Linked DNA regions of Mus musculus: region 1 is linked to region 2. A link is a contact called in ENCODE Hi-C or POLR2A ChIA-PET data. All regions are on one chromosome and are shown on one strand. The core of a region is the stretch at or near the end of the contact, and the rest is flanking DNA. Distances in the headings are between cores, read along the strand shown.

Region 1 (3,830 bases), core at 1,144-3,643, 130 kb after region 2:
GAGGTCATTGTATAGCAAGGAGGAGGCACACAAAGGGTTACTGTAATAAGTGGACCCCCAATTTCTACCAGCATTACAGGCTTAAGATTACCCCTGCCTCTGCCAGGCGGTGGTGGCGCACACCTTTAATCCCAGCCCTTGGGAGGCAGAGGCAGGCGGATTTCTGAGTTCAAGGCCAGCCTGGTCTACAGAGTGAGTTCCAGGACAGACAGGACTACACAGAGAAACCCTGTCTCAAGAAAACCAACAACAACCCCCCCCCCCAAAAAAAAAAAAAGATTACCCCTGACTCTCAGCTTCCACCAGACACCCTACAGCCGTTCTCTCTTTCCTCCCCTGGGAGTTCATAGCCCATAGCATCTTGAAGAGAGAAACAGAAACAGAGTAGTCCTTCTGATGAGTGAGAATCTCAAACTGGTTTGACATTTTATTTTCCTGGTGGCTGAGGATATTGAACACCTTTTAAGCATTTGTAGTTCTTCTGTTGAGAACTCCAGTCAAATTTTGTAGCCCACTTTGGACTGAGCATTCTGTTTTCTTGGTGTTTAGTTTAGTGTGTATTCTGGTTACTAACCATGTATCAGATTGATAACTGAGCAAAGGCTTCTCCCCCAGTCTGTGGGCTGCCTCTTTACTTGACTGTCCACACCCTTTGCTGTACAAAGGCCTTTTAATTCCACTCTCTTTGGGCTACTCCTTGATTCCATAGCAATGGGGGTCCTATTCAGAAAGTCCTGCTTTATGCCTAGATCTTAATTGCGTACTTCCTAGTAATTCTCCAGTAGTTTCAGATTTTCAGGTCTTAACTCTTACCCGTCCTTTAACAAGCATTGCTCTCAGTACATGGCTCAGAACTTAACTTTGAACTGACTATCTATGAAACCTTACCATGAATTTAAGAATGACACGAATTCCCTGTGCCCAACCTAGGTCCAGATACACCAGAAGAATGTCTGTTTGCCCCCCAAAGGTGGGATTTCAGCAGAGGTTCTTCTTAATGTCTCCATCCCGTCCTCACAGAAACTGCAGAAAATCACACACACACACACACACACACACACACACACACACACACACACACACCAGACTTACTGCTTAGCAAGCGTGGAAGACACAACTCTAGTGTCAACCCCACACTCCAACATGCATATATATATTCAAGATTTGGTGGCCTGAGCATGAAATGGGACAACACAGAGCATACATAGGCATTAAGGTACCTAAAGAGGTCCATTCTCTCCTTGTCTACTAGAATCAGGACACAAGTTCATAGACATGAATAAACTTGAAACCATATCCAAGTGTGCTACCTCTTCGAGCCTCAGAATGGCTCTGAGAAATAGGGCTGACAGTTTCCTTTGAGGTGAGCATTCCCAACAGGCTAAATAGTCACCTTGCTCAAAGTCAACCAGAAAGAATGTGAGAACCCACACAGGAAGCGGTTTGCCCAGCTCCTGGGTACAGTGGCTCCTTTACAGTAATGGTGCCTCTGGGCAGAAACATCCTAAGTGGAAAAAGTACTCATAACTAATGTATTCCTTGACTCCTACCCAAATCAAGAAAGAAAGCAGTGTTATCATGTCAGTGGAACAAAAGGTCAAATTGATGCTTTGCCCAAAGTCACATAAACCCTGCCTGGGTGAATTCTTAAACGGGTGATCCGTTCCTACCCTAACCCGATGTCTGTCTTTCTATGAGGCTTGTACCTTCTCTGTTGTCGTTTACCTGCCCCAAACATCATCCCACAGAAATGTTGCTTAGCACTGAATACATATCTGCTATGTGCTGGGCACAGCTTCTTTCCAACATAAAAGTGGGTGAGACACGTCTGTAATGGGGCCCAGGCACTAGAGAGGAAAGCAAGCTTCTTAACGAATGCCATGCTGAACGCAGCTCACGCTGGATACAGGAGGGCGCCGGGGCTTTGGAAAGATTCACTCTACCTGCCTAGGAGGGGGTGCTGGGAATCCTGTGTGGCTTCCACAAGGGATACTGAAGCTGTCCATAGAGTTTACAGTACACAGATGTAAATTTCTGCACCAGGCAAAAGCTCAGAGGACAACAACACTCTCGCCTTCTGCAGTTTTTCCAGTGAAAATTACAAATGTACCAGCGGCGAACGAGAAGGCTCAGCCACGCCACTGACTTTCTCTGTCCTTCACACCTTAATTGAATTTGTCCTGAGTCATCTCTACAACCCTTGGTGATTTTTGGAACCACAACAGGTAACAGTCCTCGGCAACCAAGTTGTTTATCTAAAGCTATCCCGGAATCTGTGCCACGGCTGCCAAGGAATCCTGCGCAAGGAAGATGAAAAAAAGCCAAATTTAGTAGCAGATGACAGGCCTGAGGTCCGAGCGCTTCTGAGAAGCTTGAGAAACACCCCCTCTCCTGTTTATTCAAAATCTAAATCTCCTTGACCTATAAGAAGCTGCTGCAGTGCATGCGCAACGTGGACTGGCTGTTTCCTGTGGCTTTAAGGAGTGTAGACCTGACTGCCTTGCAGCAGCCCTGGGGAACGCCAAGCTGCTCGGGGTTGTGTAAATGACTGGGATCATCATTTTCCTGAATCAGGCTCCCACAAAAACAACACAGTGATGAAAGAGAGCAACTGGACACGTTGGCATGGTATCCAGCCCTGGGGATTCTTACACAGGTGGCCTGCCACGTAAGGACCCAAACCAGACAGACAGAAGGTCTGGGACCACGACCACAGAAACGCTTTTCTGACGTGTTTTCTTTTTTTTTTTTTCTTTCCATTTTTTATTAGGTATTTAGCGCATTTACATTTCCAATGCTATACCAAAAGTCCCCCATACCCACCCACCCCCACTCCCCTACCCGCCCACTCCCCCTTTTTGGCCCTGGCGTTCCCCTGTTCTGGGGCATATAAAGTTTGACGTGTTTTCTTAACAGGACACCACAGTCCAAGAGACAGGGGGAGGTGACACAAGGAGAATGACAGGATTTTTTTCCCTCACTCAGGAAGACCGACCAGAAAGCCGCCCCTAGTCTGTGACCTCCAAAGATGTAGAAGAGTATTTCAGGTAGCGAGGCTAGTAAGCTTGCCATCCACCTATGGGCTAGCATCCACTGAAGAATGCTCTGTATTCTGAGGTTTTAAAAATCACGTGCTCAGAGATATCCCCTGCCAGCCTTCACTCCTGACCTCTAGAAGGGACCACTGCCCTGTTCTCACCGTCTTACTGGCCTTCCAAAAGCATTGCCCACGCAGACCAGACCAGTTATCTAATTTCCTTCTGCTCAGCCCCCAGGAGCTATTTTGGGCTTGGTCTGTGTGTGTCCTCCACTTTCCTGCCAGGACTGACTCAGCCCCTCTCCTCTCCTGGGACTCTTTTCTTTAAAAAAAAAAAAAAAAAAAAAAAACAAAAAAACCTTTGAAAGATGCTGCATGCTTCCTCTAGGGCAGCACGTGGTGCCTGACTCAACTTGGCGTGCTGCCAGGAAGTTTCAAGTACCACCCTGCAGGCCAGCAGAAGGGGTAGGGAGGGAAGGCAGCGCCACAGCATCAGCATCTATAGTTCAAGCCCCTCTCTTGCTTACCTACCTACCGCAGCTCTGTTGTGAGACCTGTGAGGGTCTACATGCAGCAGGCCGAGTGTCTACATGCAGCAGGCCGAGTGTCTAAGCCTTGGCTTTCCCTTTTCTCCACCCATAATGCACCTGCCTTTGTCTAATTCCTGCTGGTCTCATCTTGATCCCCAGCACAGCCTAAACACTCTTCTCTGGTTCTCCAACCCACCCAACAGAACTGACCCTCCTTACTTGTCTGTCTCCCATCTCATCTCCTCCTGCTACACTGTCTCTAT
Region 2 (3,937 bases), core at 342-2,841:
GTCTGTTGTTATTATGTTCAAGAAACGAACGAGTTAATCAGAGAACACTTTTTGCCTCTTAATGTTACACACCAGCTCAGCAATAAGGCTTTCTGGGTATCACCAAACAGACAGGTGGCTTCCATTCTAGAAGCCCTTAGCCTCCTGAGCTGTCTGCTGAAGCCTGTGGGTTCCTTCTCAGAATATTGCATTCAAATGTGCCAGAGAAAATGCATAGGGTTACAAAGAAAATAAGCCCAACCACATTCGCTCTCTAGACTGTAAGCACTAAACAGGTTCATGTCATGGTAAGAACATGTGTGCTTAATCCTGCAAGAATATAGTGTTTAGATAGTCTTCTCTCTGTTGGTGGCAGCCAAGGACGCTGTTAATACTTCTGTGGCCTGCTGTGTATATCCGTAGTGGAAAATTGAAATTTTCTACTAAAAGTTAGTAAAAACTTATACTCGCCACTCTTCCCCTATTTCAATTCTCAGGACCTCAGAATGCTCTTCCCTCTTGGATACCTCAAACATGGCTCCAAGACTAGCTATTATGCACATGCATACAATTATTCCAAGAACCTGGAGTTTTATCTTCCTATATTCCATTGTAGTATGATCACCTTATGCTGCTGTTATACATTTTTGATATACATTATTAGAATTATGTTTGTAACCTTTTTCTTGGTATTTTTGTATAAGTAAAGTATGTGCATTAAAAACTGTTTTTATAAGCCAGACAGTGTTGGCACATGCCTTTAATCCCAGCACTTGGGAAGCAGAGGCAGGCGGATTTCTGAGTTCGAGGCCAGCCTGGTCTACAAAGTGAGTTCCAGGGCAGCCAAGGCTACACAGAGAAACCCTGTCTCAGAAAAAACAAACAAACAAACAAACAAAAAACAACAACAAAAACCCTGTTTTTATTTTCATTGTTTTTACATTTTATAGTTCATTGTGTGTGTGTATATATATGAATCTGTGCATAGTGTTGTCTATGAGTGTGTGTGTAGTGTCCTCTGTGTGTGCCTGCAATCCTGTGTGTGTGTGTGTGTGTGTGTGTGTGTGTGTGTGTGTGCCATAACCACATGTGGAAGCCAGACAGAAGGAGTTTGCTTCTACCATGTGGATCCTGGGGATTGAACTCATGTTGTCAGATTTGGTGGCCAGCTCCTTTTCCTGCAGAGCCAACTTGCCCCTCAATAACTCGTTATTGAATGGGAATAAAGGGATACTTCCCTTACAGGAGATGGGATGGAGTCTGAATCCGCAGAGTGACACCTGCTCATGCTGGCTCATTTAAGACACTGTTTTTATTTTTTCATCCTGTGTATGTGTGGGAGTGCACACACTCGAACCTGTGCATACTCAGAATCCAGAAGAAAGTGATCCCTGAGGCTAAAATAGGTGCTGGCAACTGACCCCAGGTCCTCTGCCAAAGCAAGAAAGGCTCTTAAGCATTGAGCCATTCCTCCAGCCCCTAAGCTGGATTGTTTTATGTTTTGTCCCTGCCTTTCTGCACCTCCTAGGCACTAGATCAAGATTGGCCTTCAGCCAGGAAACATTGGTTCTGAGATACCCTCCTTGGCCTGTAGCTGCCAGCCGAGGAAGAAGTATGTGCAGGCTGGCATGGGCCCGGCAGAGCTGGTCATACCCAGCAGTGGCCTTGTGGGTAGGCTGAGTGGGCAGGTGTGGTCTCTGAGTCATTGGGCAAGTGCCCCAAAGCTTAAGGACAGACCCCACAGCCCCCGCATTGAGCTTCCTGTTTCCTGTCACAGCGTCCAAAATTCTACCATATTCGGTTATTCATACTGAGCCTTTCACGGATCTCAGTTAATGAATAATTTTTAGTTCTGAGATGGGAGCAGCTTTAGGTGAGGGAGACAGAGATACGAGAAAATTGGGCGAGAATACAGACAGGTTTTATACTTTCACATTTCTGAAATGAATTTCTCTAGTCCTTTCAAACTACTCAGGCAGCATTGGGGAACTGCTGGTTCCCTGCTTACTGGAGCTCCAACAATAGGGTGCCATCTGGGAACCCAAGGACTAGGACTCCCTGAGTTTGATTCCTGTGCATGCCTATGTGCCTATGAGAGATTATGTGCACCACACACATGTAGGTGTGAGAGGAGGCAAGAGGAAGGTGTCAGGTCCCCTAAAACTAGAGTTATAGGGAGTTGTGGGCCACCAGGTGTGGGTGCTGGGAACTGAACCCTGTCCCCTACAAGAGCAGGAAGTTCTCTTAACTACTGTGCCATCCTTCCAAGTCCACTATTCAGTCCTCAAACACACTTTCCTACCTAGCCACACATGAGCACATGAGAGAGGCAAGAGAATTAGGACATAGCACAGAGTGCGGGACAGGGGACATGCTGCGTCTCAGCTTGATGTCACCAGGCTCTTAGTCACACTGCCTTCTCTGTCTGGGGAGGACCTAGGATCTAAGGAAAAACTTTTCTCAAGATGAAGGCTGAAAACTTCAAAGGTAACACAGGACTATATTTTCTTGATCCTGAATTAGAACGGAGACTCGGATACATGGGCGTATCTCTGTGTGAAGTCTTTTTAAAAGGAGAAATAACTAAAGCTATAGCTTTAGTTAACATGGACTAAAATCTTTATTAGTTAGCGGGCAACTCCACTGACCCTGGTCCAGGATAGCACAGCCACTCATGTCCATCCTATTGAAAGCACTTGGGGAGTTGCTGTTCCTGTCTACCTACCCCATGGACAGGAGGGTCCCCAGAATTGTCATCTTCATTACCTTTTATGGCACCCTTGGACAAATGATTTACTGTGCTGTCTTTTCTCTCTAAGGAAATATTCGGTTTCCTATCCGCTATTATTTGACATAGCTTGTCCCTTGCCAGCTCATATACTGGGATCCTGGGACTCAGTACGGTGATATTGGAGAATAATGGAACCTTTAAGAGGTGAGTCATAAGGGTGGAGATTAGATTCCTGGGGACATTGCCACCAGAAGGGATTAATGCCTCCTGAGACTCCAGATAGTTCTGGAGAGAGTGGTTGTAGTGAGTCAGACCAGCCCCTCCCTGCTGTCTGGCCCCCCATTTGCCACGTGTTCCCACCATCAGGATGCCATACACAATGGGCACCTCACCATAGCCAAGCAGAGACTGCTGCCATGCTCTTGGGACTCCAGAACTGTGAGCTAAATACACCCTTCTTCTTTACAAATGATCTGGCATCGGGTATTTGGGTATTGCAACTAAACGTAGACTAACACACTACCTAGAGATTTTATATTCCTCTTAGCCAAGGGGGAGGCCTTATATTATACCCATTTCACCCTCCACAGGTAGATTCATGGGGGGGGGGGTGGTATGTAATTATGTAGAAAATCTTAACTCACGAGTGTCCTCATCAACATAATTCTTGATTAACCAGATTGGTTTTTTGCAAAATGCTCTAAAAAACAAGGAAAGTTGCTGAATCCTCCCTCTGCCTCTCGCAGCCTAGTAAATGGAACCATAGTTGTTTGCCTTTGCTTTCTCTTTTGTAACTAGAAAAGAAAGGTATTCCTGGAAAACCAGGATTGTCTGTCACCTCATAAGGGGTCATGGTAGACTGAGTGATGCCCTCTAAGGAATCGTTTGGAAAGCTCTAGAACCTGTGACTGTTGGTTTATACAGTAGAATTTCTGAGCATTTGACTATTAAGGATCTCTAGATAAAGCGATCACTTGGAGTGACCTGGGTGGGCCCTAAACACCTCAAAAGTATGGTTAAAGAATATGAGACACTCCAGAGAAGACTTCACTATGAGGGCAGAGGAAGACCATAGAAGGATTGCAGACACAGCCAAGGAACACCAAGGAATTCTGGCAGCTTCCACAAGGCTCCAGAACCTGGGTGGGAGCTGATTTCTTCCCCAGCCTCTGCGGGGCATGTGATCTGTTGACACTATCTTCAGACTTGTGGTCTCTGGAAGTGTGT

The links. A loop is a pair of places that touch in the nucleus more often than their neighbours do. ChIA-PET counts read pairs that join two places held with the same protein, here RNA polymerase II (POLR2A).
Region 1: a map of T-helper 2 cell shows a loop between it and region 2 (1.8-fold over the local background). The contact joins two enhancer-like sites. A Hi-C loop is called at or near these places in 1 of 37 maps with a recorded cell type or tissue (T-helper 2 cell). POLR2A ChIA-PET finds 5 or more read pairs at or near these places in 1 of 5 experiments (Patski).

Annotation. Positions count from the first base shown.
Region 1 is chr14:76,657,940-76,661,769 of GRCm38, reverse strand. The region is part of intron 2 of 1700105F02Rik (a long non-coding RNA gene); the gene reads left to right. Among named protein-coding and RNA genes, the nearest start is that of 1700108F19Rik, 18 kb to the left of the region's middle. Within about 2 kb of position 2,393, at least 2 of the 3 ENCODE cell types and tissues checked have a DNase peak (open chromatin) inside an H3K27ac peak, as active enhancers do.
Region 2 is chr14:76,785,489-76,789,425 of GRCm38, reverse strand. The region is part of intron 1 of Gm30246 (a long non-coding RNA gene); the gene reads right to left. Among named protein-coding and RNA genes, the nearest start is that of Gm30246, 6.7 kb to the right of the region's middle. Within about 2 kb of position 1,591, at least 1 of the 3 ENCODE cell types and tissues checked has a DNase peak (open chromatin) inside an H3K27ac peak, as active enhancers do.